2 separate regions of the Homo sapiens genome follow, and region 2 is linked to region 1. Evidence: chromatin contacts called from ENCODE Hi-C or POLR2A ChIA-PET data. All regions are on one chromosome and are shown on one strand. The core of a region is the stretch at or near the end of the contact, and the rest is flanking DNA. Distances in the headings are between cores, read along the strand shown. Region 1 has its middle 54 kb from the start of TRMT11. Region 2 has its middle 91 kb from the start of TRMT11.

What was found. Hi-C counts contacts between places; a loop is a spot of excess contacts on that map. ChIA-PET counts read pairs that join two places held with the same protein, here RNA polymerase II (POLR2A). Pooled maps may share reads with other maps.
Region 2: a map of prostate gland shows a loop between it and region 1 (2.5-fold over the local background). The contact joins two enhancer-like sites. A Hi-C loop is called at or near these places in 2 of 168 maps with a recorded cell type or tissue (Caco-2 and prostate gland) and 1 of 50 pooled maps. POLR2A ChIA-PET finds 5 or more read pairs at or near these places in 5 of 52 experiments (AG04450, BJ, GM12878 and 2 more).

Annotation. Positions count from the first base shown.
Region 1 is chr6:126,039,624-126,042,323 of GRCh38, forward strand. It overlaps a transcript of TRMT11 not described here. Among named protein-coding and RNA genes, the nearest start is that of TRMT11, 54 kb to the left of the region's middle. Within about 2 kb of position 1,353, at least 12 of the 41 ENCODE cell types and tissues checked have a DNase peak (open chromatin) inside an H3K27ac peak, as active enhancers do.
Region 2 is chr6:126,075,989-126,078,688 of GRCh38, forward strand. It overlaps a transcript of TRMT11 not described here. Among named protein-coding and RNA genes, the nearest start is that of TRMT11, 91 kb to the left of the region's middle. Within about 2 kb of position 1,332, at least 2 of the 41 ENCODE cell types and tissues checked have a DNase peak (open chromatin) inside an H3K27ac peak, as active enhancers do.

The DNA.
Region 1 (2,700 bases), core at 103-2,602:
TATTTTTCTTGAAGGAGAAACTTTGCTGAGTCCACATTGTGTCCATCATGAAAATATCTTGCTTGAAAACCACTATACCCATTAATTCAGGATGCTAATAGCTTTCTTGCCTTTGGTGGTCAAATGTACCTCAGCAGGGTGGCAGTAAATGGATCCTCTCTCTCTAACCAGAGCCTGTATTTATTATTATTATTATTTTAGTGTTACTGCTGACTTTTATGGACTCAGAGTATTAATGTGCACAGCTTAGGACCTCTAAAAGTATAGTGCTGCCCAAGCAAAGAGACATCAGGCTATCTGCTTTGCTCTCTTTTTCTTGTCTTGCAGTTCAGGATTTCAGCAGCAGATCTCAAACATTTCACTGATTATTTTGTTTGGGTTTCTGGATGTGATTTGTGGTACACTGGGGGGAAATCTAAAAGTATTCAAGGATGATTTATTTTCAGTTTTTCTGTTTAAACCATCTTATTTAAAATGTTTCGAGGTTATATGGGAGGTGAGTTTGAAACTTTGTCACTGACTCAATTTGGAATATGAGATTTTAGCTTAGCCCCTTTTTTGGGTGGTCACAAAGATTAGTCCAAATAGTTCTGGAAAGTTGGAATATTAATTTTAGTCACATTATCCTTAAAAATTATCCAACACTTAAAAAATATTTGAAATTATTTGTTATTACTACTAATTGAGGTCTTCTAAACTATGATTCCTATTATGAGGCTTATTTTTGTATTAATCAGGAAGTTCAGTTTCCCATTCCTGAAATGTCACTAGGCTCAGAGTATAATTTGTTTAGTTGGTACTTATAAATAAAAAAGAAACCTGATTACTTCCAAACTATTTTGGTTTTAGAGCATAGGTCTCAAGCCCTCTTATTTTAACGAGAGAGTTTTATTTTTTGGCGTTAGGATCTTATTACTTTCGGCGTAAGTTACAGCAGATCCTTTCCAGGATTGCTCTGGTTTTCTATGTTACCACTGTATTCCTCATGTGCTTACAGCAACAATATCACCTAGCAAATTGCCTGCATTTCAGAAAGTCCTGTAGTTTGGATTTACAGTATAATCTGTGAAGGAATTCTAGGTGGTCTGTGGACTGGCCTATTTTAATGTTTATAATATGACAAAATGTATAATTTTGTTTCTGGCATATATTAAATATCCATAAACTCCAGACGGTTACCTTGGTGGTGTTCATCAGAGGTGCCTCCTTCCCGTCTATTCTGGTGAGTACTTTTTGCTCTAATAGCTGGGAGGAAATAGTGGAGTAGGTGGTCTTTGTGTTTAGCCAAAGTGGCCAGCAGATTTTGAAAAGTTTAAAATCTGCTACAATTTTCTCAGCCACTTCCTGCCCAGGGTGACCCAGCTTTGGGCCAGCTTGCCACTGATTTCCTTATGACTAACTCTTTAAATACAAGGATTGAGCAATAAAACATTTTCAAACTGTTTAAGCTCTGGGAGGTAAGTCAGTATTGCCACTATTTCCTTGTTGAGAAAACTCACTCAAATATTGAGATTCCCTACATATTTAAGAAGGATGGCAATTATAAGTAAAAACAAAACAAAAAACAACAACAACAACCTTATTTCAAGTTTTGTAGGGGAAAGTAGAGTATGTGTTAACATCACGGGAGGCATTGTAGTGGGTGTGTTTATTTTATTGGGTTAAAATTGTGCTTTAAAAGTTTGAGACATGGAAATAGCTTTTAAGGTAATATGTTTTATACTCGTAAATTAAAGAAGCAGGGATTTGACTTTTTTTCAACACCAGGAAATTAGACGTTGAGGTTGTGTTATATAGATGCCAATATAAGCAACTCTGGCTCTTGAATAAAAGTTCTTAGTCGTTTGGTGTTAGAAGAACTGCTGACATCTTATGCTGGAAATATTATCAAATATTGCTTATCCAAAGAGATATGGAATAAAACATAATGTTTCTCTGTTGAAAACTGAAGGTGACTTTTTTGGGAAATGATCTTATTTTCCATCCCATTGTAATAAATCTCCCTTGAAAAAGCACAGTGGAACTAGGCTCATGTTAATAGTTCTAACAGGAAAAAAATTCTTTGTAGATAAAGCAAGGCATAAATAAACTCATTAATGCATTGCAGTGGTGGAAATGGAGGTGAGTGTTGCCAAGGCAATTGATGACCTTATTGTTGACCTGCTTGACCAAAAGAGAATAAATTATTCCAAAATAAGAACCTTGGCTCTTTTTGCTGGGCTATGGTTCTGTTCCATTTTAAAGTTATTTAGAAAACTAAACACTTGCAAGAATCTTTGTTCTTAGAAGGACTGTATTCATAGAATAAGTGAAATCTACTTTGATTTCCGACTTACCCACTCCCATTTTTCTCAGATATTTATCAAGTAATGTGGTTTGTAATCCAAACAAAAAAAAGTGCCTTAATCCAGAACATACACATGGAGACAATAACAGCAGACTGATGGTGTTTGTACTTTACTAAAACATTGAGATCTTCTCTAAAACAGAGTGGTTTGAGAACATAGTGTCTAGAGTGTAAAGAATTATAATGGAATGGTAAACATACTGTGATTCTATCTGGTCATAGAATCATAGAGACCAGCACATTCCTGTCTATCCTTTGGGGTGAAAAACTAGGGAACCTGACCCCTTTCCCTTAAAAGAGATCTGCCTTACGATGTTCATATGTTTCACTGTGTGGGATAAGCAAGTTGACAT
Region 2 (2,700 bases), core at 82-2,581, 36 kb after region 1:
TTTTATGAGTATGCATATGGTTAGTGAACATTAACTGCTTCTGCCACTATATTTTTGTCAACTAGAATTGTATGCATCCCCTTTTTCTACTTAGTGTGCTATTAAGGTTAGTAGGTTGTGGGGGGTTGGGGGTGGGAGGTAGGGAGAAACAGGATACAAGGATATGCATAGTGATGTCTTCTATCTTTTCTAGTAGCAGAACCCACATTTCCTTATGAGAACTGTCTGTCTTCCAATTACAGCTCTTATAGTCTGGCTTGACTGTTCCCTGGGCTGGGCATGTGCCCTATACCTGACCAACCAGAGATCATTGTAGGACAGAAGGGCGGGGCCATATCTGCCTATGTGACAATAATTGTGCCCATATAATGCCATCAGTGAATGTGTCCTTTGGAAAATGAAGCCAAATCAAGAGACCATTGAGCCAAGAGAAAAGAGATAATTTGGATGGCATTGATAGATAGAACCTTTGGATCAAGCACTGCCAGTTCCTATCTTGACTTCCTCAATTATGCCAGCCAGGTATTCCTTTACTTTGAACTAGGTTGAGTTGGATTTCTGCAACTTGCAAATAAAAAAGATGAGCTAGTGGTTTTCACTCCACAAAACTTCAAAACACCATCCTTTCACTCCTTTGTCTCTAAACTCGAATAACTACCCATTGCCTAAAAAAGTACTGATTATAGCCTCTACCTTTACATGGTAGAATTGTTGCTTTTATGGTACAGTTACCATATAAATAAAAAATGTCTAATGTCCTGTGTGTGTCTCTCCTAACCCTAGTTCAACCATTGAAGAGTTTTTTTAATTAGCAGTCAGCTAATTACTACCTGAATTAAAATGGATTTAATTTTGGCAGCTAATCATTTCCACCTGTGAGGAATCAAATAGAAAAAAAGCTTGTAGAATATTAAGGGAGAGACTCCCCTCTATTCTGATCATCTCCACAAAAACCAGACTATTAGTCAATAGAAGGTTTTGCAAATATCAAAAGTCAATCTGAGTAATGTTTTCTCTGGCCATGGCAGCATAAAGACATAGATCCCACAGCCAGATCCAAACTCTGTGGAGTGTTTCAGGGGATTTGGCTCAGTTACCCTATTTAACCCAACACTTCACAAGAAAAGTCTGAAAGAAGATATGCAATAACTTTCTGGTGACCCAAACTATTGCAACCTCAGTCCCTAAATCACATGACATTTGTTTACTTTCTTTCCAATGGGCTGATTAATTATTTGTCTTTATTTAGTGTTCTAAATCAGGAGCCAAAAGAAGTTGGAGCAGCTGGGGCCAATTTTTACATGTAAAACTAACAGAGCAATTTGGCTGTCTGATGCTGAACTGAAGAGTGACTTTCCTTTAACTTTGTCATCACTACAGCATCCAACCTGCCCTGTTCCAGATGTGCAACAACTGGGCTTTGAAAGAGTGTGACTAGAAAATCAAACAAGGCACGTGGACACACAAAGGAGATAAGAGGCTCCAAGAGATCACGTTCCTTTCTTGTGTAATTTCTTTCATCTAATTCTGTCAACATTTACTGGAAACCTCTATCTGGAACACAGATTACCTCAAGTAATCTGCCTGCCTCAGCCTCCCAAAGAACTGGGACTGCAGGCATGAGCCACCACGCCCAGACAATTTATAATCCTAGTGATCATGTTAGAACAACATCTGTTGTCAACCAATCATTGAGTATTTGTTGAGGATATTCTTCGTGCTACATTAAGTGAATGCAGGCAGCATATCAAGTCTCTACCTTTTTCACAACCTAGTTTGGTGAGATAATGTTAGTATAGATTAAGCAATTGTTACTAGTAAAAATCAGTATATTATTAATACTAAGTTGTGTGGCACAGACTAGAACTCTCAGAAAAGAGGCTGCAATCATAAATATGGTGAGAGTCAGAGATCCTTCTGGGCTTTAAAGAAATGCTTAATCATAGACTGTGTACCTATCCCCCTGCTGAACAAGACACATCCTTAGTTTCAAGACAGACTGGGGTTTGGGAATATGGGTAGCTCTGTGCTAATGCATCACCCCACTGAGGAAACAGGGTTTGTATTCTACTTACTGTGGCTTCATTGCATAAATTTTATGCTCATTGGAGAGAATATTTACTCACAATCTAGCCCATCCATTCTTATAAAAGAGACCTCTGAAAGCTAAGAGTCACTTTCCTGAGGGAAATGCAAGACTCTGGGAGAGAGAGGGCACTTTGAGAATGGGAAAATTGCCTGTGAAATCAAATTTAGGCGAAAAGATAGCCCAGCAGCCATATGTAAATCATTCCCTCATGTAGGAACAATGCTGTGCACTTGGTAATTCAATAGAAAACATTAGTCATTTATCATCCTTAATTATCAGTCATCTCTAACTGCATCTGGTTTGCATTTTTTATTAGAAAGGTTTTTTTTTTTTTGAGTTGGACTCAGGCATTTTTTTTCTTCCGTTCCTGATTTCATTTTGTTATTCTTTTTAAAATTCCATCACTAATTCCCATGATGTGAAGAGGTTTCTATTTCATAAGACACAATAAATCAAGCAACGCCTCTGTTGTAACGTCGTCCTTACTGCGCATTTGTCATGGGCCCTGGATTGCTGAGTTTACTCAAGGTTAGAGAGTCAAGCTGCTTTGAGGACACACTTGGCCAGTGCCGTGAGCATGCACGTAGCCCCATCAGAGGAGCCGAAGGTAT